Regions from separate parts of the Mus musculus genome. Here all the other regions are linked to region 3. Evidence: chromatin loops called from intact Hi-C (ENCODE). Cell type or tissue: left cerebral cortex. All regions are shown on one strand. Region 1 overlaps Adcy2 (adenylate cyclase 2). Region 2 overlaps Adcy2 (adenylate cyclase 2). Region 3 overlaps Adcy2 (adenylate cyclase 2). Region 4 overlaps Adcy2 (adenylate cyclase 2). Region 5 overlaps Adcy2 (adenylate cyclase 2). Region 6 has its middle 49 kb from the start of Tent4a.

Region 1 (4,000 bases), 66 kb after region 3:
TTTTCCCACAGTTCAGGGATTCCCCTCATCCCTTGCACAGAGACTGCAAACGCTTTCTCATTTATTCCTCCCCGGGTTTATGGACACTGGTGAGAATCTCCTGACTTTGTTGGGTTACTACGAATTATATCTGTTTATTCGTTGGGATTTCTTGTTGCCTTTTAAAAGTGTTGGTCCATTTGGTTAGATATTGGCAAAGCAGAAATTTACTTTTATAGTTTTAATGCAATATAAATTTGGGCATTTACCTTGTTCATATCCTTATGGCTACTGACAAATTGAGTCATAAATATTAACCGTTAAATAGCTTTGATAAACACTAGGAGTCACAAAGATTATATAAGCGAAATTTATCATTTCTGCCTGTTTTGGGCAACAACTGGGAGCGGGTAGCATGAAGTTAAATGTCACGTGAGCACTGCTGATTAAAAGCCTGACTCCTCGGAGAAAAGAGTGATGTGTGGAGTCATGCTGCCCGAGAGAGACAACTGTGTGCCCATTGCAACTGACACATTCAGAATCCTTTATGTCAAGCAGTATCCTAAAGTCATTATAACAATACTTTCTTAAATGACACAGCAAACCTCTAGTAAGGACTCTTTCATTCCCCTATGTGTGGAGGGCAAGCATAGAACTGAAAATAAAAATCAATAGGGATTTGTAAAATCCTTAATTCATATAGGGTAAATAACCTTATAATGAATGTAGAGCCACTGCATCTGTGGGCAACTGCTTAATTTTACTTATTCTCTCTCTCTCTCTCTCTCTCTCTCTCTCTCTCTCTCTCTCTCTCTCTCTCTCTCTCTCTCTCTCTCTATCTCTCTCTCTTTCTCTCCCTCTCTCTCTAAGAGAATGGTATGCCCGGTGTGAGGTTTCCATAGGAGCAAATGGTAGAGAGTAACATTAAAGTTCCTGGGAGGCCCAGCCCTACTCTGTGTTATCCTGCACAGCGCAAGCTTAGCCCAGAGCCAGGGTTCAGAGGAAAGATCAGATGAATCTGTGAGCATAGAGTTAGAAACAAAAGGAACTCACAGAATCAAGTTGGAGTCCAAAGTAACTCAGCCAGCACTTAAAGCTGTAGTTTCTGAGTTCCTGGGATGGCTCACAAACTAAAACTGCCAGACTTACTGCAGAAACCACCGCCCTTGGCTCCACCTACGTTTGGGTCAATGAATATCAGAAGAATGCAAAATGTGGAGAGAGAGGCTGAGGTGGCCAGATTCTTTTACACTGCAAGTCTGCGAGTCTGCGAGGGCTTGGGACTGACTTGCTTTGACAAATGGGAAGTGACAGTGTGCAGTTCTACAGCCCACGCTGCATGGGGATACGCCAGTCGCCTTCTCACTTTTGAGAATGCTGCTTTGGGATGGCAGCAGAGGCCTGCATGGCCTAGGGAAGAACACATGGCCAGACTTGGAAAACAGAACCAAAGCGTCTGAGTTTGCCAGAAGCAACTGCCACACAGACCTCCAACTAGAGCCTACGGCATGGCCAGGACTTTGACTGAACCCAGTCGTCTGCTTCAGCCGCAACCAAATCAGAACCTGCCCCACACCTGCCCCGCTTTCCCACATCATGAGGATGAAGGTCTCAGTGTTTTCCAACCTACTATTTTTAGGTGATTATTTTTGCAGCAATAGCTGATGAAAACACATTCCTAAATGAAAACAGACTTATGCTCAGGCAGGGTGGTGCATAGTGTGAAAAAATCACATGCTGCTCCCTCAGAAACCACTGCATGGGAGTCAACATTTTATCTAATTTCAGCCCAGCACACATCTAGTCAGTCCTTTTAAAATCTTTGCACTGACTGAGCGATATTTTTGCTTGGCATAAGAAGCACCAAGTTTCTCTATTATGCTAATGTAGTTTATTCAAAGTAATCAATAAATATGGTTTTTAATTGAATTTTCCCACTAGCCATGTCTTCCATTCCAAGGCTGGTCTGAATTTTTGTTTCCTGGCAGAAAATGTGCCTTCTTTTTGCTTTGGCAGGCTTCAGTTCATATGTTATTCATTTTCTCCTCCATCCCTCTACATTGCATTCTGGGCTGGGCTTGCTCCATCCCGTCAGCAGCTGGAGTCTGCCACAGGAGGAGCCTTGGCCTGAGTGGTTTACCTGAGCGTTCAGGCTTGGATCTGCAGAAACAATGGGGATAATACTACTTCTTCAGCTCTGCGGACATCAGAAATAAGAAGCCCTTCAGGGAGGTGTTGAAAAGAATATCAAATCTCCACAGGTCTACAGTTCCCCAAGAACCTGTGCATCCCTAGCAACTAACATAATATACAAGAAAAAAAAATTTAAATGTGTGAATGTAAATATGCCCATACATGCATGAAGCTTCCATACATATATGTACAGAGTATGTTCTCCATGATTTCTTCTTTAGAGAAAATCAGATGGTTTCAAGAATGAACAGAAATGAAATTCAGGACATATTCCGATTTTTGTTGACATATGTAAGGATATCTTCTCATCTCCTCCTGACACTTGACAGCAAAAGCCCACAACTGACTGCAGGCATTTACTTCAATAGCTTTCAGCCCTTGAGGACTCTGAGGGTCAAGAAGGTGCTATAATTTACATGCTGCCTTCTTAAGAAGTAACAGACATAAGCCGGATATTTTCCTAAGATCTGTCATTGAAGAATTAGATGATGTAATGAATACACTGGAAATTCTGTTCAAAGTGTCATAAGGCCTTTGGTCCTTCATTCATGCATTCTTTGCTGAATTCATTCAGCAAATACTGTCTCTCTATCATGTCAGGCTCTGGGATCTGTGTTTGATGCTGGACACACAATATTGAAAATACACAGTACCTCAGTTAGGGTTTTACTACTGTGAACAGACACCATGACCAAGGCAACACTTATAAGGACAACATTTAATTGGGGCTGGCTTACAGGTTCAGAGGTTCAGTCCATTATCACCAAGGCTAGCGCATGGTAGCATCCAGGCAGGCATGGTGAAGAAGGAGCTGACAGTTCTACATCTTCATCTGAAGGCTGCAAACAGAATACTCACTTGCAGTCAGCTAGGATGAGGGTCTTAAAGCCCACACCCACAGTGACACACCTACTCGAATAGAGCCATGCCTTCTAATAGTGCCACTCTCTGGGCCAAGCATATACAAACCATCACACAGTCTGAACAAATATGTACCAGATATAAATATATAATTCTAGTGGGATTTAATGACCACTGCAAGGGGGAACATGGGGTCCCAAAGCAGTTTGGGCATGGAAAAATGTGGAATGAGGGAGTAAAGGTATTATAAGCTTGTCTGAAAATTTGTTTTAAAATAGCCTTAACTAAGGAAGGTGGGTAGGAACAACATGAAGGGATCAGTCATCCAGGACCCAGGGGAAGAATGTTCTCTGCAGTAGAACGTACTCCATAAGGTCTGAAAGGAGGAAAAGGGGAGGTGAGGCACATACAGAACACCGTGTCTTAGAATATACTGGGCATGTGCACTTTCCAGGCATTGGAAGCATCCAGAGCTGGTGCCCAGCTGGGCTCAGCTCACAGTCTACCAGGTGATTGTTTTTCTTTGGACCTGAATCTCTGATCAGTGCTAATGTTACTGGGTTGTAACTTCTCCCGTTTTAGTTGTCAGAGGATGCAGAAGACATCAGGGTTTTCTTAGTCTCCTGAAGAAAATAATTCAAGAGTGGATTCAAAAGAAAAAGTCAAAGACAATTTTATTAGCACTTAAAAGAAAAACCTCAGGGCAGGCAAGCTGTAAAAGCCTCAGCGGTGCGGAGGAAAGAATTAAAAAGCCACGCCATTTAAGCTGCCATGAAGGTCAGACACATGGTAGATGAGTAAGACAGCCCAAAGGGTTGGGAGAACACAAACTGCTGAGGAAAGCATTCTGGGAAAAGAGAAGAGAGATGTTGCATTCTGTCGAATGATTCAGAAAAGGAGGTCAACTTAAAGCTTCACAGTTGTGCCCCTAAGCAAAAGTACAATATCTCATTAAAGGACCAATTAT
Region 2 (4,000 bases), 51 kb before region 3:
TGCTTCCATTTCAAGTGACACATCCACACCCCTGTCTGTCGTGAGTGTCTGGGAAATGTAGGCACATGCACATGTCGTCAGTGCCCTGGCTTGGCTACTGCAGTCTACTTAACATTTTCCCAAAGAGTGTCCAGTACAACTTATGGAAATATCCCAATCATGTGGTGGTCAACCTTCCCTACAGCTCACATCTTGGTGCCTGGCTAGGGTCTGTGTTCTGCTAAGACAGACCACTGTTCATGAAAGGAGACTGTTGTATTTTACCCAAGCTTACTGACTCATGGTTTTCCTGCAGTAGTACCTCTGTGCTTGCTGGTTGGTTTTTTTCTTCTTCCTTAGTCCATATTCCAAGAAGACTAAGGAAAGAGCAGAGCTTCCTGAGGGGTGCCTACCCTGTGCTTTGATTGCCATGCTTCCTGTCTCTTGTAAGAATGCTGCCCTGTTCCTCTGTTCCTCACAGTTGCCCAGCCATAGCCAACCTCCCTGAACAGTGTACATGGCCCTGTCACAGAGTCCTCCATTATTAGAGCCTGTGCATTTAAATTATCCATTTACATTAGATTTTGTTTCTCCTTTTATGAAACAACCGAGTGATCTTAAGTGGCTTTGGCTTCTGACATGATCCACTCTTATTAGGTCTTCAAAGGCTCTTGAAATTTTTTTGTTTAGAATGTCTGAAAATGTAGCCTGGAGGGTTTTCATGCTCTGCCCAATGCTGGCATCTAAAAATAAAATTTAAGCTGACTGGCAGTAAGAGAAGTGCCCAGATCAGCAGATGGTGTGAAATTCAAGACTTGTAAAAGGAAAATGTATTCATGAAAATACACATTCCTCCCCATGTATTAAAGGTCTGCTAGGAACACATGTTCATGGTAGACTCAAGGGCTGTCAGGTTGTCAGAAATGGGAGGCATCTGTATTTCAGCTTGTTAAGCTCCTGCTTGAGTTTTCTGGGGACAAGGAACATGACCAGGAAGGCCATGGAGGCCACCTGGAGGTGCCAAAGCATTTACAGGTAAGCACTTCTGAGAATATGCCTTCATGGTGACTGATGGGCATGTGTCTGTGTGAAACATCTTAGATGTGCCATGCAGGGTTAGCTTCATTCTGCCTGTCCCACATTTTTATTAAAGGTGCATTTGGTGACAAGGGTGATAATGAGATATTCCTGTAGGAACTTGCAATGATATGAATGTTGAACAGAGGCTGGCAATAACTGAGGCAGAAGACAGACCCCCGAAGAAGGTGTGTGTGTGTGTGTGTGTGTGTGTGTGTGTGTGTGTGTGCAAGTGCACATATACGTTGTGCTTGCAAGTGCTTCTGCACATGTATATGGAGGGCGAAGTTCAACCTCAGCCTTTATTCTGCTTCACAAGCTATCACCCTGGTTTTTGTGCAAAGCATCTCTTACTGAAACATCGTTTGAGCAGAATGTGAGCTGGCTAGCCAGCAGGCCTCAGAGATCTGTCTACTTCTCCCTCTGCATCCCGTGGATCACAGGCATGCACGACCACACTCTCATCTTTTTTCACTGGTTCTGGGGATTGAATTTGAGCCCCTGGATTTGCACAGTAAGCACATTACTAACTGAACTATCTCCCCAGTTGCTGGACAAAGTTTAGCATGGTTAGAATGTTCACTGAATTGACTTAGATTTTATTTCTAGCATAAACATCAGAACACACACTGATTAAACACAGAAGGAGGAAAATATGCTACAGAACATCCTATGGCAAAGGAATTCAGAGATTCTTTTGTAGGTACAGGTCGGACCATATGATGTTAGCATGCATGAAACAAGAAGAACAAGGATGTCTGTGGCACAAAATACAATTATTTTTAGGAGCTGAGCTGATAACTGTTAGTGGCCTGATATTTGATGGTTGGAGTGGAGTTGGTTGATGTTTACAAATACTTCCCAGTTCATTCCACATCTAAACAGCTGGGCTCCTTATCCTTTCTCCTTCTTCCCCCACAGTGGAACCTTCCAAGTGGTGGCTCAGGTTATGAGTGAGTGTAGGCAGTCTGACTGGGAACCTACAAACAAAACCACTGTGGAATGCCATGGCTACCTGCTTTGAGTACCTAAATAGAATGTATTACCGTCCCAGAACTCAGTACAGTAAAAAACAGAACCCTAGAGGTCTGCATTGGCATTACTCATCAACTGGGAGTAAGGGTCAAGTTTTTGACACATTACCCATATTCTGGATTCCAGTTTATGTAGAAGCAGTTTATGTAGAAGCAGTTTATGTATTACAGAAACAATGGGTCTTACTGAGGACCATGGTCAGAGCATCACAGGAGTTCCTATAGTTTTATGGGTACTCCATCCATAAAGTGCAAGCATGAAGACAATAAGCCTGAGTTCTGCCTCGGCTCTGTCCTTTCACAATTAAGCAAACAAAGGGAATCACACTGGTGAAAACAGATACCTTGACCCACTGAAAGCCAATGGAGGTCCAGTACTGTGAGGTTAAGGACAGTGCAGTGCCAGCATTCAATATGAAGAATTTTCTGGGAAACCCCAACTGGGAAAGACCAACACAAGCGCTCTAGACTGAGACAAAAGTCCATCAGCTTTTTCATTCTTTTGTTTTTGTGTTGTTTGACAAGACAAACTATTTAACTGGTGCATAGCAAGCAGACATCTGTAGCCCAGGTTCTCAGGGTCCATTTCTTCCACCTATCATGAAATACAATTCACAGACCACATGAAGCTCAGTACAAACAAAGACCAAAGTATGGGTGCTTTCGTCCTTCTTAGGAGAACAAAATACAGGAGCAAATACAGAGATAAAGTGTAGAGCAGAAACTAAAGGAAAGACCACCCAGAGACTGTCCCACCTGTGGATTCATCCCATATACAATTACCAAACCCAGACACTATTGTGGATGCCAAGAAATGCATGCTGAAAGGAGCCTGATATGGCTGTTTCCTGAGAGGCCCTGCCAGAGCCTTTCAAATACAGAGACAGATGTTAGCAGCCAACAACTGGACTGAGCATGGGGTCCCTAATAGAGGAATTAAAGAAAGAACTGAAGGAGTTTCAGGGGTTTGCAAACCCATAGGAAGAACAACAATATCAACCAACCAGACTGCCCCCCCCTCCCCAGAACTCCCAGGGACTAAGGCATCAACAAAGGAGTACACATGGCTCCAGCTGCATATGTAGCATAGACCTTGTCATGCATCAATGAAAGGAAAGGTCCTTGGTCCTATGAAGACTCGATAGATGATCCAGTGTAGGGGAATCAAGAAGGGGGAGGTGGGAGTGGGTGAGTGAGTGGACAAACACCCTCATAGAAGCAGGGGGAGGGAGAATATGATAGGGTGTTTCTGGGAGGAAGGGAGGGAAACTGGGAAAGAGGATAACATTTGAAATGTAGATAAAGGAAGGAAGGAAGGAAGGAAGGAAGGAAGGAAGGAAAGAAAGAAAGAAAGAAAGAAAGAAAGAAAGAAAGAAAGAAAGAAAGAAAGAAAGAAAGAAAGAAAGAAAGAAAGAGAGAGAGAGAGAGAGAGAGGGAGGGGAAGGAAGGAAGGAAAAAGAAAGAGAGAAAAGAAAGAAAGAGAGAGAGAGAGAAGGAAGGAAGGAAGGAAGGAAGGGAGGGAGGGAGGGAGGGAGGGAAAGAAAGAAAGAGAGAAAGAAAGGAAAGAAAGTCTAGTGGCACTTGCCAAAATCCCAGGCTTTGTGACCTCATGAGATCCTATGAGACCTCATGTGACAATGTGACCTCATGTGACCTCATGTGACCTCACGGCACAGGCAGCTTTAGTGTTTCCATTACTGCAAACAAAACTTATTCTGTTAGAAAACTAAAATACAGTCAGAACTTCATCTGTATGCAGAACTACAGCATGAAGCAAAACTATTATGTGAAACATCCACATATTCTTAGATTGCTTTGTTTTAACAGAAATGTATCATTTTATTGATCCACTCAAAGGACTAGATTTACATTTTTATTTTTGTTCCATTTTCTTTATTTTACTTTTCTTA
Region 3 (4,000 bases):
GTCTAGACCTCATCTCAACTTGGGTTTTCCTCTCTGTCATCTCTCCTCATGTGGCTTGAGGAGACTCTCATCCGTGATAATATAATATTAAACTCTTAAGTTTTATCACACCTTTTGTGCCATAGTCACTGTCATGGGCTTCCAGTGGGTGGAAGAGTCACCACTGAGTAGCAACAGGCAATGATAGGGTGCTTCCAACATTCCTAGTAGACACAATCTTACATCAAAGTCCACAACCCTTTGGTCTTCACTATCTTAAGATATTCTGAGCACAGGACAAATAGTCTTCCCCAGAGAAGAGCACAAGGATTGGTTATCCAGTACCAAATGGTCCAGTCCTGAAAACATATATACATATAGCATTATACAGACGGGGCAGGTTGTATTTATGTATTTAGGGGCATATATGCATATACATATATGTATGTAACAATAATTCATGGGAAAAAATAGGTCATGAATTGGAAAGAGAACAAGGAGGGGTGTATTGGAGGGTTTGAAGAGAGAAAAGGGAAGAGAGAAACAGTGTGATTATAGAACAGTCTCATAAAGTTAAAATAAATACTGGTAAATAGAGAAGATGCACATCAGGTACCAGGCGGGTACACCCACACTGAACTCAATCCAGATCCCCCATCGGAGCTTGCAACCCATAATTATATAAAATGCTCCTTGAAGGAGGGGTGTATTTTTTTTTGATTGTCTAGCTCTTTGGTTTCATTTGGTCTGGTTTGGACTCTGATGGAGTTGAAGCCAGCACCTCCCACATAGTAGCCAAGTAGTGAACGTGGTGTATCCACGGCCACCTTTGGATATATTTTTAGAGTGTACCAAGTGGTCATTTCTTGAATGTCTTCTTCATTTCATCGCCTTTATTTCTCATCCTTCAGCCCTTCGGGCACTGAGCCAATTCACAGTGTCCCTTTTGTGCTTCTCTCTATAACTACCTTCATAAGGTCCCTTTTAGTTGGTCTTATGATACAATGGTAGACATCTACCATATAAATCTATCTTGGTATTTCTGCCTCTAGATGAAGGGTGACTTTTTTTATTGTTCTGAATTTCTTTTCTTATTGGTTTGCCAGACTATTTAAGGTACACCATATACATTGCTTTTATATGTGGTCTCAACTTGTTCATTTAATTTACAAACACTCTCAGAAAAGCTGCATGGAGCTCCCGCTATGACACAGGCAAGGCTGTTTGCTGAGTCACCTGGGCTTCCCAAATATGAGTCAGCCTTAAATTTGGCTGGGAGAAAGAGAAAGCCAAAATACAGAAGCTTGAACAAATGGGAATCAGTTGCTTTGCATAAAAACATTCAGAAGAATGGATCCTGCCCATGGTCCAATGTGTTAGTGATGTTGGGGTTGGTTCCTCCAGGGGTCTACTCGCTTTCCACACAGTTGTGAGAGACTACTGCAGATCCAACCACTTCATCTGGTAAAATACCAAGCAGAGGGAGCAGGAAGTTAGATGCATCCCAAGAACTGCACCTGCTGTTCTTTCTCGGTAAATTAAGTTTCAAGAGAACCCTTCCTCCCACATACCACTCATCTGGCTTCTTGCCACATCCAATCACAGGAGAGCCTGAGGAGACAGACATATGGTGTTTTACCCTGCCTTGTCTTTGTGTGTATGTGTTGGGGGTAGTGCAAGCACCCACAGACACAGGGGTAGGAAAGTCTTGACTAACAGACCAGACCAGCTGTTTCTAGATCTTAGTGCACGGGGTCTCATCTGCTGCAATGAAAATAGCTATTAGCTTAGTAGGCAGTCATTAACTCTAAAGTAGATAAGCCATGGAACTGGAGTTTCTCCCCATTTAAATACAGGGGTGAGCTTTCTGGAATGCAATGCTGTGGGCACAGAACCCCACTGCTGTCATCCTAAGACTGCGGTCAACCTTAGAGAGAGAGCTGTTAATTAGATGGGGAGACACGTTATTTTGGAGGGGATGCTAGCAGATGTTTTGATGCCAGATTTGATGCAGCATGAAGGAAACCTCTTGCTGAGGGCCTGGGTGGGATACAGACACTGGCCTGTGCCTCCCTTGGAGGGGAGACTCACTCGATGTTCTCAGTATGTTCCTTTGGGTCTCCAACCAATGGAATGTGGTAGTGGAAATGGAGCAGAAACACGAAAAATTATACAAACAATATTTCATCTCTGTTATTAGTACAAAAATTGGTTTATGAAAACAAATTATTTATGAAAGACAATTTGATATTTAAATGTGGACTTGGCTCATGATCGTATACATGGAGCACTGGTTGTAAGCTGGGTTCTTTCTGGGTACATTCTTGCAGGCTCTGGAGTACGGTCCTTCTTACTGATTTTAAATTTATTACAGTTGCTCACCCAGACTAGCCAGTTCAGAACACTGGGATGCTGCAACAGAAGAACACAGGAGTGATAGATAATTTCAGATGGCTGGCATAGTATCCAGTTTTAATGTGATAGTCTCTGTTTCCTTAGAAAACTATTGTATATTGGCTCTGTGCCTAGAGGCACAATTTATCTGTACACAGAAGTATATAGCTCATCATCTGAGAGGGCACATTTCAAAGCATCCTTTCGTAGGTCATAAGGAAACAAGTCCTCCCAGGAATCTAGGCCTTAGCGTTATACTCTGTTTACTGACTTCCTTCCCTAGACACCGAGTCTACCCATTGCCATGGTCCTCTGAAATGCCCCCTACACAGCATAGTGACATGAGAGAGCTGGCCTTGGCTCACTCTTATCAAACCCATTCTGCCTTTCCCCTCCTTCCTGGAGGTGCCTAATCCTTTTCACAGGTGCTCTCTTCTCTCAACAGTCAATACAGAACACCCCATTCCCCCAAGTGAGTGGAAGGATATCGTTTCTTCTGCTTAAAGCATTCATCCAGGCCTCACATTTCATGTTTGGATAATGAAGCACTGTGTGTCCTCATTAGCATTCTCCATTATTCCATCCATGATGAAAACTTCTCAGCTCTTCTCTCCACACGGACTGTTGCTCGGCTCTGAAAGTGCTAAAGCTGACTCCTCTGCTTTGTACCTGACGTTACGTTTCTCCATTGGTCCTGCACAGCATAGTCCCATGGAGATAATTATGTTAAAGATCAATTAACTGAACCTCCTGGAGTGGATTCCAGGCATGCACCTGTCTTTTCTGTGTGCAAGGTGCCTGTGTGGCACACCCAAATTCGAATCCTAGTGCCCCGACACTTGTCAGGAAATGATCCAGGGAAGCTTCACTTTGTCTTTCCAATCACTTCCCTGAGGCAGAAGATGCATTTGCACAGCATTTTCTCTTGACAGCCTTCCCCAAAACACTGCAGAAGTATATAGCTTTGCAGATACTGCTGCCCTGAATGTTTAACTGTGACATTCTCAATAGGGTCCCTATAACCAGAAACCATAGAGTCACATACTGACTTGAGCATGATTTGTTTTATCAGATAAGAATGAGGCATCTGTTCCAATGGGCATACTTAAATATACACCAATGGACTCATGAGCAAGTTATCCTTCATTTAAGAAATAATGTCATCAGGCAGAAGACAGGCCTGGTAGGGAAGCCTATTGACACAGAGCCTTCATCTACCTAGGACCCTGTGTTCCTCTGCTGGACATCAGCTTCAAACCTCAGGAGGTTTGAAGTAGGATTCTTGGAATAATTCAAGCTACAAGACACACATTGCCGACTGGCTCTTTAAAGAGGTAGGCGAAGGTGAACATTAACGTAGTGATTTGTCACAAGAATTGAAGATTTCAAGGAGAGCAGAGAGTTGTACAGTGCCACCTCTTACCTTCTCTTTTTGGAGCAAGAAGCCACTTATGTGGAGTTCACCCGTGAGTGTGCTGTTAACACAGCTGGAGTTCTGAGCCCTGTGCTAATGTTGCATTTCAGTCTGGGAAGTTGCTCACTGGCAAAATGCTGGCCTGGCACTCTTGAGGCCATAGATATAACCCCCAACACCACCTCCAAGAAAATAGCCATGTTTCTGCATCTT
Region 4 (4,000 bases), 58 kb after region 3:
TGGGAGGAGAAAGTTGTCATGTGAGGGTTTCACAGAAGACAAACAGAGCACAGAAAAGACATTCCTGGGAGCAGGGCCAAAATTTTAGTGAAAGGCAAGACGTTGGTTGGACCACCACAACTTGCCCAAATCGGCATCTCCCTACCCCACTGCAATAGTCTGCAGCTGAATAATGGGCAGCCACTCTATGAGATTAGAAACAGGCAACCATACTATCTTCAGGATATTCTCGTCCTGCCTAGCCACTAGATTCCTGAGAAATCTGATAATGAGAAATGAGTCTATGGAAACGATCTCTTAGCTTTTATGTCACTAGCAGAATTCTTAATGGTCAGGAGACATGTCCAGTAAATATACAAGCTGAAAGAGTTATGCACATATCATTTTTATAATTTTAATGCTTTCAGTTGAAATAAAATTACGTCACTTCCTCCCCTCTTCTTCTATTCCTCCAGCCTTTCCTAGTTACTATCCCTCAAAATACTCCCATGCCTGGCCAGGCTGAGAGCCTCTTTTTAGATTGATTGTTATCATCAATAAAAAAGAAGAGCTTCTAGACCTCAGAGCTGCAGGCACTGTCCCTCCAAGACCCAGTATAACAATCAGTCCATGTCCTTAATGGCATTTGCATCCTGCCTATTGTGGTAACTCAGTCTACTGTGCTTCCAGCCCAATGCCCAAGGACTTTTAGTAAGAATCTCTAACATCATCCATGCCTTCTTCTCTTAGAAGTTTACAGAAATCCTATGTTAGAGAAACGTGGGTGTTTCTTCTTAAGCCTCAAGACACAGGGGCGTGTACAGCCTGCTGCTTTTATGAGCTGACTCTTGCTGATCTTCATGAACAATGAACATGGATAAGGCACAGCACAGGATTCGTGGAAAGATGACACCTGATCAGGTCAAGAATGTTACAAGTCAGGATTCTGAAAAGAGGGCATCCTTAGGTTGAAATAAAACAAAACAAAAACAGCACAATCAAAAACAAACAAGCAAAACCACTTGGAGACAAGAAACCCCTACACAGAATCTTACATACCCATAACTCTACACAGAAAGGAGATGGGAACTCTACACCATTTGGGCATTGTTCACTCTAACCTGAGAACTGTAGGGTAGGAGAGGCATCCGAAGCAAGTCCACAAGTTGGTCAGGAAGGTGGATTTTCAATGTGACTCCTGAGAGGTAACTCATGTGCACCTCTTGTACCTAAAACAGCCTGACCACTCCAGTGAGATCAAACTAGAACTTTCCAGAGTGAGTCAAAGTAAAACTGAAAGTTGGTTTTCAAAGTGAATGCTAGCATTTTAAGAGAATGTCTTCATAAAGCTTTCTAATAAAAACATTCAATGACAAAAGATGGGCCAAGATTGCCCGAAAGACACAACCATAGTTTGTTCAGTCTATAAAAGCATTCGAGGTGTTTTTCCTCACAGCTGAATTGAAAACTCAGTTTAAAATTTTTTCTTAAATTGCACAAAGCTATTTCTTTGTTCACTTGCAAAACAAGATGGACAGAAAGACTTTTTCTTCCAAACTAAAGCAAGACACAGTCTACCAAGGAGCTCAGGGTGAGCTACCTATTTGATCTCCTTTGTGTCCATCCTTGTGTTGCACTGAAACATACCAGGAGGTCACTGGTGGCCCAGAGATGTGCTGGTTTTTCTTCTGAGCATCATCACACTTCTCATGGTGGCAAACCCTTCCACCCAGCTGAGTTTGCTCTCTCACTTCATAAGGTCATTGGCTTGGTTTTTCTAGCTCTCTGATTATATACCCCATTCACGAAAACAATTCCACATGCTCGGGGTTCAAAGGGAGGGTCCTGAAAAGCAGAGAGCAAACAATTCATAATTGGATGCTGAGAAGTCTCTGTCACTTAAAGAAGATCCACTGGCTGATGAGGTTTTGCTGCCATTTTTAGGTGCTGGTGACCGTCATATGCATGCCCTAGGAAGAGTCAGCAGAGTTGAAGTCATGATTACCATGATTACTCTCTCCTTGATGGAAGCCCCTGGGTCACATCCTAGACCTTAGCTCATGTATCTTTCCCAGAAATATCACTGGAGTGGCACTCTCCCCTTCTTTCCTGATTCTTTTGTTTGTGCTTCATTTGGAGTCCAGACCCATTTCTCTCACTTTTAACTGGGCCTTTAAAAAACACTTAGTAGGATGTGGCTTTCCCTAATCCTTTGGGGATTTGTGTTAGAATGTAGATTTAATTCTTACAGGAAAAGACTCTTCTAACGCTTCCAAAGTTCTACAGAGAACCACCTCCTTGTGCGCCCATGTACTGCCTACACATTAGAGGCCATCCTTTAGTCTGACAAGGAAGAAAGAAACTCATGTTAACTTGGAGCACAAGTTATGCCAGGAACATTTTATGTTTTGTTAGAAAGTGAGCAAAAACAGGCCTAGTGGGTGGAACTTTATTTATGTTGCCCATAAACAAAACTAAAATTACCATTAAAATCCAAGATCATACAGTGATGACACCTGTATCAGGATGCTAGCCGCTGTATCTGTTCTCTTACTTGCTGTGGAGTTTGGACTCCCAGGGCAAGAGGGACCCCAGGGCAAATGGTATCCCTACAATAGTTCATTTCCTAGCTGAAAGTTCTCTGTCTGCTCCCCACACCTCAGTCAATCTTCCCTCTGTGGATGTCCAGGGATTCCATTCTGAATGTACTGATGAAAGTTGTTCTTCCCATGTGCCCAATTGAGTCCAGGGATATTATTCTAATCAGCTACCAAAGTCAATTACTTGTCTCATTCATGACTCAGTTGCTGTACACTGACTAAAATTTCTATGTCAGGTTATGTTCTTAGTGCCTTATACAATTCTGGTATTTTCTTCTCAAGAGAAGTATGGAAGAAGAGGGAAAAAAAAAGACTAATAGCAGGAAATGATGGATAAAAGTGCCATTCTTAGCATTAGTCAGCAAATTAGCCATCTCCCAAGTGGTTCAACTGGAAGAGCTTGTCTACACAGTCTCCCAGACTTTTCCATGTTCCCCATGAGGTAATGCACCAAAGCAAACAATATATGGTGTGATGGCAGGAGTGGTTTACATGCATAAGAAAAGGGTTTGATGTTATCCATTTAGTGCTTAGTTGTCAACCAACAATGTGAGAAAATGTGTTGGCTAGGACTCTGCAAAGAAACAGAAGAGATAGAGTGATCCCAAACAGGGGAACTATAGTCTTGGTAATTGATCAACTTCTTCCAAACTCCAAAGAGACTTCTCTAACTCCCTGATTCTCAGTATGTAATACAGGATTCGTTGACTTTTCATATACTCATAAGACCATATTGTTATCACCTAGGATACTAAAATACCTTATTTTGTTTAAAGTCAAGAAGCCATTGTTCTGATGGGAATGAGTATATTTTATACTGATGTGGAAAGCACAAATAAAGATTTGTCTTCTGGGTACAGTAATTTTATGTGATTTTTTTTATCTTCCACCAAATAAAATTCATGAAATTCTGATTGTCTTTAGCTAAGTAAAGAATTCCACAGATCTGAAAGATGTTGGAGAATAAAACTGATGTTCTAAGCATCCTCTTTCTATCAGAAGTTGAAACAGGTCAGCAGATGTATTTCATTATGTTGCAGTGGTTCATGTGTTACTCTGTGGTAAGTTGTGAGTACACAGACTTTGGCCAAGTGCTAGGTAGAATGCTTCTTACCCTCTAAGTTGGATTAATATTCCAATCAGTACATTTTCTGTGAAGCAGATTACTATCCTTAGTATCAACGGGCCTCATTCAATCACTAAATGACTTGAATAGTTAAGAAAGAATGAATTTCTGAAGAGTATGGCCTCCAGCTGAAGCATTAACTGTGAGACTCCAGCCAGCTAACCTGACCTACACACTTTCAATGTGTCATGTCCTGCAACCTGTGAGTAGATGTTATAAATACAGTTCAAGAAGTACAAGGTTGGTAAATGGATAGATAGATGTAGACAAGTGGATGGATATATGATAAAAGAAA
Region 5 (4,000 bases), 75 kb before region 3:
ACAGGGATTGGATCAGAGAGAAGGTGCCATGGTAGGTACTGCAGCCTACATTCTCTGTGAGCAGGGGCTGCTCCCAGATTTACTGCAGCTGCCTGCTATGAGAATCTGGCCAGTGTCTGTCTAATAGAGAGCTGAAGGGTTTTGTTTTTTTGTTTTTTGTTTTTTTGTAATTGATTCATTAAATAGAAAAAATGTGAATTCAGAAATCAACATGTTTATAGTTAATGGTGAAGCTAATTATACCAAAGAGGACAGTGAACTGTTTAGAAATGCATTTTGTGAGGTGCTTTTGAGGAAGATGAGCTTGTGTCACACTAACACATATAATAGACATTTTGTAAAGACAACAAAATTTACGAAGCAGTTCCCACATCGGGTGCAGCCCTGAACACTGCAGTCTTGGCTCTTAGTAAATCAAGGTGTGCTGTTAAAGTACCAGTATCCTTCACTGTGTAAGGGGGGGCATTAATCTATAAATAGGAACTATAAACATGATGAGTGAAGTTGGTGAGAAGCACTAGATGTGTCATGTCTTGCAGAGTTCTTAGGGCAGACCAGAGAAGGCCATCATCTAAGAAAGAAAAGCCATAGATCTCTACACTCAGAAGCACAAGCTTTGCAGTATTATCTGGATAAGGGAAAATAGAATTTTGAAGCAAGGTCGATCAGAGGACACATATTAAAATCAGTTCATGGGTACTTGCCTTGCTAGGAATGATCAGCACTCAGGGAAAGCATATGCCATAAGTGAACTAGTCGTGAACTAGTGAAATCAATATATTCACATCTATAGATTTGTGCCACAAAATATTTGTTTTAAAAAGCAAACTGATCATATAAAAGTAATCCACTTTTATAAATATAACGTTAATGGGACAGAGGAGGGATATGTAGCTTTGGTATGGATTTAGACCAGCTGAGCTCTGCTTATTGACTTGGGAGATAATACTACAAATACGAATCAGGTGTTTGCATAACTACAGTCATCTGAGACCTTCTATCCTCACTTCCTGATATATACTAGAGGAGTTCCAACACTGTCATTTTATGACTGCCAGGGAGAAAAGGTGACAAGATATATCATGCACCATTTATTTTTTCTACTCTAAGAGGACACACTAGTTGTGTTTATGCTTCATAGACACTTATGAAACTTCCCCTAACCGAGAAGAAAATGGTGACAGGAAGTTGAACTGGTTGTCTTGAAACATGGAGACAGGAATTGAGTGGATACAAACAAGAAAGGATTCACTGAGCTGTCAGAGGTCAGAAGAGGGAGAGAGTGTGTTATATAAGCTATATTCTTGCCAGGTGGAAAGGCCCTGAGACAGTGTCATGGATGTCAGGCAGAACAACAGACAGATACCAGGAATGTACACAGGAAGTTCAAAGCCAGAAGAGAACATGGCTAAGGATAAGCTTTGGTGGTATGTGCCTTTGTGATTGGAAACTGGGCCATCACCAGATAAAGTGAGGTGGGTACAAAAGGAACAGGTCAGTGAGCAGAGAGAAAAGCTCTGAGAGCTAGAGAGGAGTGGAAATCGAAAGTCAGGAAGATGTGTGTGTCTTGCAGAGGTTCAGTGAGAACGAGTACTTGTGGCCCCTTTACTGGCATGAACATGGCCACTTCAGATACTCTGCCACCTGCCTTTCCTGCAGTCTTGAGAACAGTGATCTTGCTTTGATTTTGAGGCTCTTGTCCCACACAGAGAGAAAAGTACAGCTAAGAGGAATCTCATGTCCCCATGGTAACATGGAAACCCTAGAGACTGCAAGAGAAGTTTCTGGAGCATTTTGCCCAACATGTTTTTAGATGTGCCAGAGCCATTTACATACAGTGCTCTTTGGAGTTAGAAACTAGACCTAATGATCTGAAAACCTATTGAGATTAATAAGGTGTAAAGGCCATTCCTCCGAGAAGCCTTAAACTTGACTTCCATTGGCCAAGTCACACTGGTGGGTGACACAGGGGTCTTTGCCTGAGCTCTTGAAGCACCAATGCTGGAACCCTGGGCTTGATTTGTTGCAATTGCTTACCTCAACTTTGGAAACGTAATCGTGCTAGGTTAGCCCTCAGTAAATGCTTGCAAAGGTTAGTAACTGACTTGAAACAATGTGATTGGTTCCCTGAACATTTTCTTCATATACTGGCCTCAGGGAGGCTTCCTGAGGGAGGCAATCCTGTTCTGTCTGGACAGATCATTGCTCACTGCATAAAGTGCCCCTGAAAGCAGTGCTGGGTCTCATCCACACACAGAACAGGAAAAACGGAATGTGTGTCATGCTGACTGCTAGTGCTCTGCCGAGAGCAACATCTCCATAGTCTTTTATTTTGAAGAGGCAAAAGAAAAAAACATGTTTGCTAGAAAAAGTATGGCTATGTTAATCTGCTCACCCACATTTTTTATCCTGACAGCCCATATAAATATAGCTTGAAGGGGAGGAAGCGGGGGCTTGAAGCAGATGGCCCACACCAAACTCAGGCTTCCCGAGGACTTCTGGTCACTTTGCCCACCCACGATGGCTTTCTCCTTGGCTGTCATTCCACGATGACAGAACTTGCAGCAAATAGAGAAGATGTTTAGAGCCCATTTCATTGTCTCTTCAGAGTGGGGCTGGGTAGGAAGGGTGGCCCTTCTCTCAGCCATGAAGACAGCTGGCATGCATGGCAGACTCATCCCCTCAGTTGTAACGGCTCAGAGCTGTGATCGAGCCTTCGCTCCTCATTCTGTAGGAGATGCTGCCCCCTCAGAGGAACCCATGCTTTTTTTTTTGAGGAATGAATGGATGTCCTTCTTAGAATGTCCTGAAGAAAATAAAAGGACACGTTTTAGGAATTCAGTTATTTTTAGGCTGTAAACGTCTTGTTTTCTGTGTAGTCTTGCAAGTGTGATGGTAATACAAAGACAGCTTGCAAAGTGCCATCCTGGAACCATAGCATGGAGGTAGACAAGACCTTTATGTTGTAAATGTGCAGAATGGGCAAGAGAAGATGAAGCCCACCACTCTCTGGGCTGCATTGTCCTGAGTCTGTGGTCACCAGAGCCTGGTGGTCATTCACACTTGGACACTCAAAGAAAACACACACCATAACAGTTGTGGTGATCTGGCCATGCCCACACAGCTGACCAGGTCTCTGTGTCCTCTTCTCATGGTGTATATGACTGTAGTCACATGCCTTTCTCTCCCCTGAGGCCTATGACCTCAGGCTCTCTTGCTATAGTTACCACATGCTTATATTCTCTCTCTTGCTCCTCTGTCTCTGGCTCATTTGCAATGAAAAAAAATGCTCTCATTTTATTACCTAGTAAGCATTTTCATTTCCATTCTCAAAATTTCTCTGAGTGGTTTCATATTGATTTTTATAAAAGTGAAATTCATAAAATATAAGTTAGCCATTTTACAGTGAAGAATACAGAGACATTCAGTACATTCTCAGTATTGGGCAATGGACATCTCTGTCCAACTCAAATGCCTTCCCATCACCCAAGGGAAGTCTACAATTGCTGTGCGATCTCTGTGCTTCTACTGCCCCACAGGCCTGCTCACAGACCTTGCCAACCAGGTCATCAGCATCTGCTTCCTGTCTCTGGATTTACTAACTACACATGGTCTATATAAAGCGAATCTTACAATGTGGAGCCTTTGAGGCTCTTCCACATTGTATCATATACCAAAGCTTTAATCCACGTTATTCGTGAATCACATTCTGGTGTGCAGATATGACAGGTGATATCCACCCACTGCTGGGTATCTGTGTTCTCATCTTTTAACTGATATGCAAATCCTATGATTAAAATGTACATGCATATATTTAAAATATCATTCTAAGGAGTGGAACCATAGGATCAGAGGGTCATTCTATGTTTAATCTCTTTGCCAGGGAGCACTAACCTGTTCCACTACAGCGGGACCATCTGCACCCAAGCACCTTTGGTAACTCAGAAGCAATGACTCCAAGCCTCAGGGATGCGAGACCGGCTTTGCTCTTTCACACAAG
Region 6 (4,000 bases), 670 kb before region 3:
GCAGCAGGTATCAGGCAGGCTCCGTGCTCTTCCACCATAGCCGACCTACCCCATCCCTGCTCCCACACCCAGAGGTGTTCTTCAGGGTCCACACTGCTGGATGACACACATAGGCTCACCAAGAGGCTCAATTCCCAAGGAGCCTGAGTTTGCCTGTTCTGGGGAATAGGCAGTTTCTTTAATGGCTGCTCCATTCACATGAGTTAAGTTTGATTTCCAACTTGGGGACCAATCCTCTGTCCATGACCACCTGGAAAAATCCCACAAAGGACATCTTCCACTGGGAAATGTGAAGGACTTATCTTCATCAAAGGCAGTGACTTCCCATCCTTCTGGAGAAAGGAGCCCAAGCTCCTTGGGGTTTCTGGCTCCTCTGTTTAGCCTTGCTCACCCCCACCCCCTGCCTTTGAGGCTTCATTGTGGCAGAGTTCAGAGGGGCTGATGAGCATGTCTGCTCTGACCCTCTTGACAACTACTTAGATGTGAGAACAAAGGAAAGGGCTAATCGGATATGGGGGGGGGGAGTTTTTCGGATTTCCTTGTTGCTGCCTGCCAGCTCTTCAGAGACATCTTTTGCTCAGTGTCAGTATTTCTCCTGCAATTTCTAAGTGGAAAGCAGCATGCTATGGAAGTGTCCAGCCTTTTTGATATGACCTCATCATCTGCATTCGCAGACACTCTAGGCTGCATGTACTCAGCAGGGCAATGCTTTAACCTGGATAGATTGAATGTTTATGCCTCCCCACAACGTTTACACTAAACCCCAGTACTGCTCCCAGAAGCATTAGGAGAGAAGGCCTTTGGGGTGGCAAAGCTTCACAAGTGGGGCTGATATCCTGATAGAAGAGGCCTGACAGTAGTCCCTTGTCACCTGACCTGGACTCTACCATAACAAAATTGCTGGACACTCCAGCCTACAGAGCAATGGGGGCAATTTCTGAATATTTCTTTTCCCCTTTGTCCCCCTCGTGGTGTGTGTGTGTGTGTGTGTGTGTGTGTGCATACAGCCCATCATGGTGGGACAGATACGGTGGCAGGAGCTGAAATCTGCAAAGCTAAAAGGAAGCAGGAAGTAGGACCAAGCTGTAAAGAGTCAAGGCTCCCCCACAGTGACTCATTCCCTCCAGCAAGGTTCTATCCCCTGAAGGTTCCACAACCTTCTCAAATCGTCCCAGCTGCCAAGGTCAGAGCGCTCAGACATGTGAGCCTATGAGACAATTCACATTGTGGTGGTTTGAATGAGAGTGGCCTCCGTAAGCTCATATATTTGAATGCTTGGTCCCCAGTTAGTGGATGAGAGCTTTTGGCCTTGTTGGGGTGCCGGGGAGGCGTGTCACTGGGTGTACCAGGCTCAGTATCTTTCTCAGCTTGGAACTTGTAGATCAGATGTGAGCTGTCGGTTACTTCTCCAGTACCATGTCAGCCTCCCTGCCACGGCGATAATGGAGTAACCCCATTTAAATGCTTTCTTCTCTAAGTTGCCTCTTCATAGCAATAGAACAGTAACTAAGACAACATTCAAACTGGCATCTTGTGCACACGTGGGGCTTTCATCCGAACCTGCTTTCACACTTGGCAGTTTGAGCTAGCTAGCTAACTTTTCTGTGTGGAGGTGAACTGTGCACTGTAGACCACTTTTGGACTCTACCCACTAGAGGTCAGTAGTGCTGCGAGTTGGAGTCAAAAAGGATATTTGCTGGTGGCGGTCGTCCACCTGCCCAACAGTCCTTTATGGGCAGGGGCTCACACACACCCGGAGGCAACACCTGAGGACATTATCATGCACATTGTTGGCCATAGAGGTGGCTGGAACAGAGAATTTCATTTTAAGTGTATTGTTTAGTACCTAGATATCTTTGTTTATTGAATTTCTTTGCATTGTTTGCCCAGATTCTTTGTTTGTTTGTTTGTTTTTTTCTTCTATACTTTTAAAAGACATATTTTCAGTGTTAATGACTACGTGGTAGTCTCAAGTATCTGTAGGGTACAGCATGACATTTCAAGGTCATACACTCAATGTGTAATGATCAGATCAGGGAACCTAGTGACTTGCCTGTAAAAAATCATAAATATTTCTGTTGGTCACTTATATAAATGCTAGCCTGATGAACCAGAGACCATGCCCATATCTACTGAGTACAGGATAGCCGGTAGACGAGTGCTCCACCACCTGTGGGATGACGGAGGATGGCTCTCTCAGCTCACCTTTCTCCTCTACAAAACAAAAGTGCTAGACTATTTCTAGATTAACCCTTCCCCCAGTGATTTTCAACACGAGTTTTTTTTTTTTTTTTTTTTTTTTTTTTTTTTTTTTTTATGTATGTGAGTACACTGTTGCTGTCTTCAGCCACACAAGAAGAATGCATCGGATCCCATTACACATGGTTGTAAGCCACCATGTGGTTGCTGGGAATTGAACTCAGGACCTCTGGAAAAGTAGTCAGTGCTCTTAACCACTGAGCCATCTCTCAGCCCTCATCGCAAGGTTTTGCTAATGTATTATATAGAAGGCTAGATAGCAAATAGCTGAGAATTTGTGGGTCACACAGCACGGCAAATGCACAGGAGTGTCGACCGAGGAAGACAGTCAACAGGTTACTTCTGCTGTGTTATCTCAGGTAGAAATCAATGTCACCAAACATGGTTACAGAATAGGGGCCAGACAGTGGTGAGCCAGGATAGGATCTCCCCAGACAGTGATGAGCTGGCCAGGGAAAGGTTCTCCTAGTGGTTCCAGCTGGGAACAGGAGGGTCCTCCAAGACAATGATGTACTAGCTGGTCAGGAGAATACCTCCCCAGACAGTGATAAGCTGGCCAGGAAAGGGTCCTCTAGACAGGCATTTCATTCAGGGAGGAAAAGGTATAAATGCTTTCCTCAAGACTTCCCTTCGTCTCCTTGGGTAGAGCTGCCCACCTGTTTCTGCCTTGCCCAGGGTGGCCCCACTTTTTAAAACAGCAGGTGGTCCCAGTCTAATTGATTAACCAAAGTCGGGGTCTAGTTGCTTGAATCGATGGCTTGATGTGTCTCCACATGGCTTGATGTGTCTCTGCATGGACAACACTAGAGTTTGGGGTTTGTCACATGGCAGAGCCCCTGGGGAGGGGATGAGGGTCCTTATGAATGGGTGGAGGGAGTGTTTCTGCTAGGCCATCCTGTGAGACCACATCGCCCTTCCTCTCTTTGCCCTGTGCCCTCATCCATGGGAAGATGCTGCTGAGAGAAGCAGCCATGAACACCACACTGCAGGTGCTCACCACTACTGAGCCTTGATCGTCAAGTGTTGTGTTGTTTATTAATTCTCCAGTCTGGGGGTAATTCGCTATAGTTACACAAAGGGTTGAAGTCAATGCTTTTGAGCTAGACAGTAAACACACTGACAGGTCAAACCAACAGGATGTCAAAGAAATGGGTCTGATTTTCAGCAAGAAGGTATTCTAATGAGAGACAAAGAAGGACACTTCCCAGGAAAGACTGTGCCCTGTGGAGGGATCCTGGCACATGTGTTCGTTAAGGTTTCCTGGCTTAGGTAGGGAGCAGGTCAAACTGATTCATCGAGGGCCCATCTCCATCTCTCCCTGTCACGGTGCAGACTGCTGACATCCACAACAGGGATGTGAGACACATGAAATGGTAGTCTTTTCTATCAAACACTGCACAACTTTTGTTCTTGTCAAGGAATTAAAATCTGTTACATTCTTCATCTTCTAAACCCTTTATGCAGACGTTTTAACCCTTACACCCTTTAAAAACATTTGTTTACACAAAGGTCCTGCTGCATTTTTGGAACTTAAGCTACTTACGTGGTCCGCCACTTCCCACTTCCCATAATTCCCTTTACAACCCTTTCTCTTCTTGAAACCCTTTAATTGGAGTGGCGGTCCTTCTGCAACCCTGAACTTATTTCTAATGATGACAAGGGACATTTTTTTATTCAGGTCACTTTGCAGCCTCTCACCATGAAGATATCTGTGTTTCCCATGGTCAGCCTGTGAGGACAG

Evidence for each region. Hi-C counts contacts between places; a loop is a spot of excess contacts. Peaks named below come from ENCODE experiments on the same cell type or tissue, not always from the same donor. Only the 100,000 strongest peaks of a DNase experiment are listed, where the experiment ranks them.
Region 1: a loop joins it to region 3, with 5 times the contacts of the local background. A loop is called at or near these places in 3 of 42 quality-filtered maps.
Region 2: a loop joins it to region 3, with 2.6 times the contacts of the local background. A loop is called at or near these places in 2 of 42 quality-filtered maps.
Region 4: it touches region 3 in a loop (2.3-fold over the local background); 3 of 42 quality-filtered maps call a loop at or near these places.
Region 5: it touches region 3 in a loop (2.9-fold over the local background); 3 of 42 quality-filtered maps call a loop at or near these places.
Region 6: a loop joins it to region 3, with 5 times the contacts of the local background. A loop is called at or near these places in 2 of 42 quality-filtered maps.

The regions. Positions count from the first base shown.
Region 1 is chr13:68,747,303-68,751,302 of GRCm38, reverse strand. All of the region lies in intron 4 of Adcy2 (adenylate cyclase 2), which reads left to right. Among named protein-coding and RNA genes, the nearest start is that of Gm34903, 150 kb to the right of the region's middle. In left cerebral cortex, no CTCF peak of the experiment used is centred here; DNase peaks (open chromatin) are centred at 1,309 and 1,666; H3K27ac peaks cover 1,228 bases.
Region 2 is chr13:68,864,936-68,868,935 of GRCm38, reverse strand. All of the region lies in intron 3 of Adcy2 (adenylate cyclase 2), which reads left to right. Among named protein-coding and RNA genes, the nearest start is that of Adcy2, 130 kb to the left of the region's middle. In left cerebral cortex, a CTCF peak has its summit at 2,125; DNase peaks (open chromatin) are centred at 768 and 1,501; H3K27ac peaks cover 1,774 bases.
Region 3 is chr13:68,813,502-68,817,501 of GRCm38, reverse strand. The region is part of intron 3 of Adcy2 (adenylate cyclase 2); the gene reads left to right. Among named protein-coding and RNA genes, the nearest start is that of Adcy2, 180 kb to the left of the region's middle. In left cerebral cortex, no CTCF peak of the experiment used is centred here; DNase peaks (open chromatin) are centred at 760, 1,247 and 1,558; H3K27ac peaks cover 2,616 bases.
Region 4 is chr13:68,755,682-68,759,681 of GRCm38, reverse strand. All of the region lies in intron 4 of Adcy2 (adenylate cyclase 2), which reads left to right. Among named protein-coding and RNA genes, the nearest start is that of Gm34903, 150 kb to the right of the region's middle. In left cerebral cortex, no CTCF peak of the experiment used is centred here; DNase peaks (open chromatin) are centred at 45, 776 and 2,284.
Region 5 is chr13:68,888,660-68,892,659 of GRCm38, reverse strand. The region is part of intron 2 of Adcy2 (adenylate cyclase 2); the gene reads left to right. Among named protein-coding and RNA genes, the nearest start is that of Adcy2, 110 kb to the left of the region's middle. In left cerebral cortex, no CTCF peak of the experiment used is centred here; DNase peaks (open chromatin) are centred at 1,765 and 2,496; H3K27ac peaks cover 2,447 bases.
Region 6 is chr13:69,483,183-69,487,182 of GRCm38, reverse strand. No RefSeq gene overlaps it. Among named protein-coding and RNA genes, the nearest start is that of Tent4a, 49 kb to the left of the region's middle. In left cerebral cortex, a CTCF peak has its summit at 1,645 (motif pointing right); a DNase peak (open chromatin) is centred at 1,644; H3K27ac peaks cover 167 bases.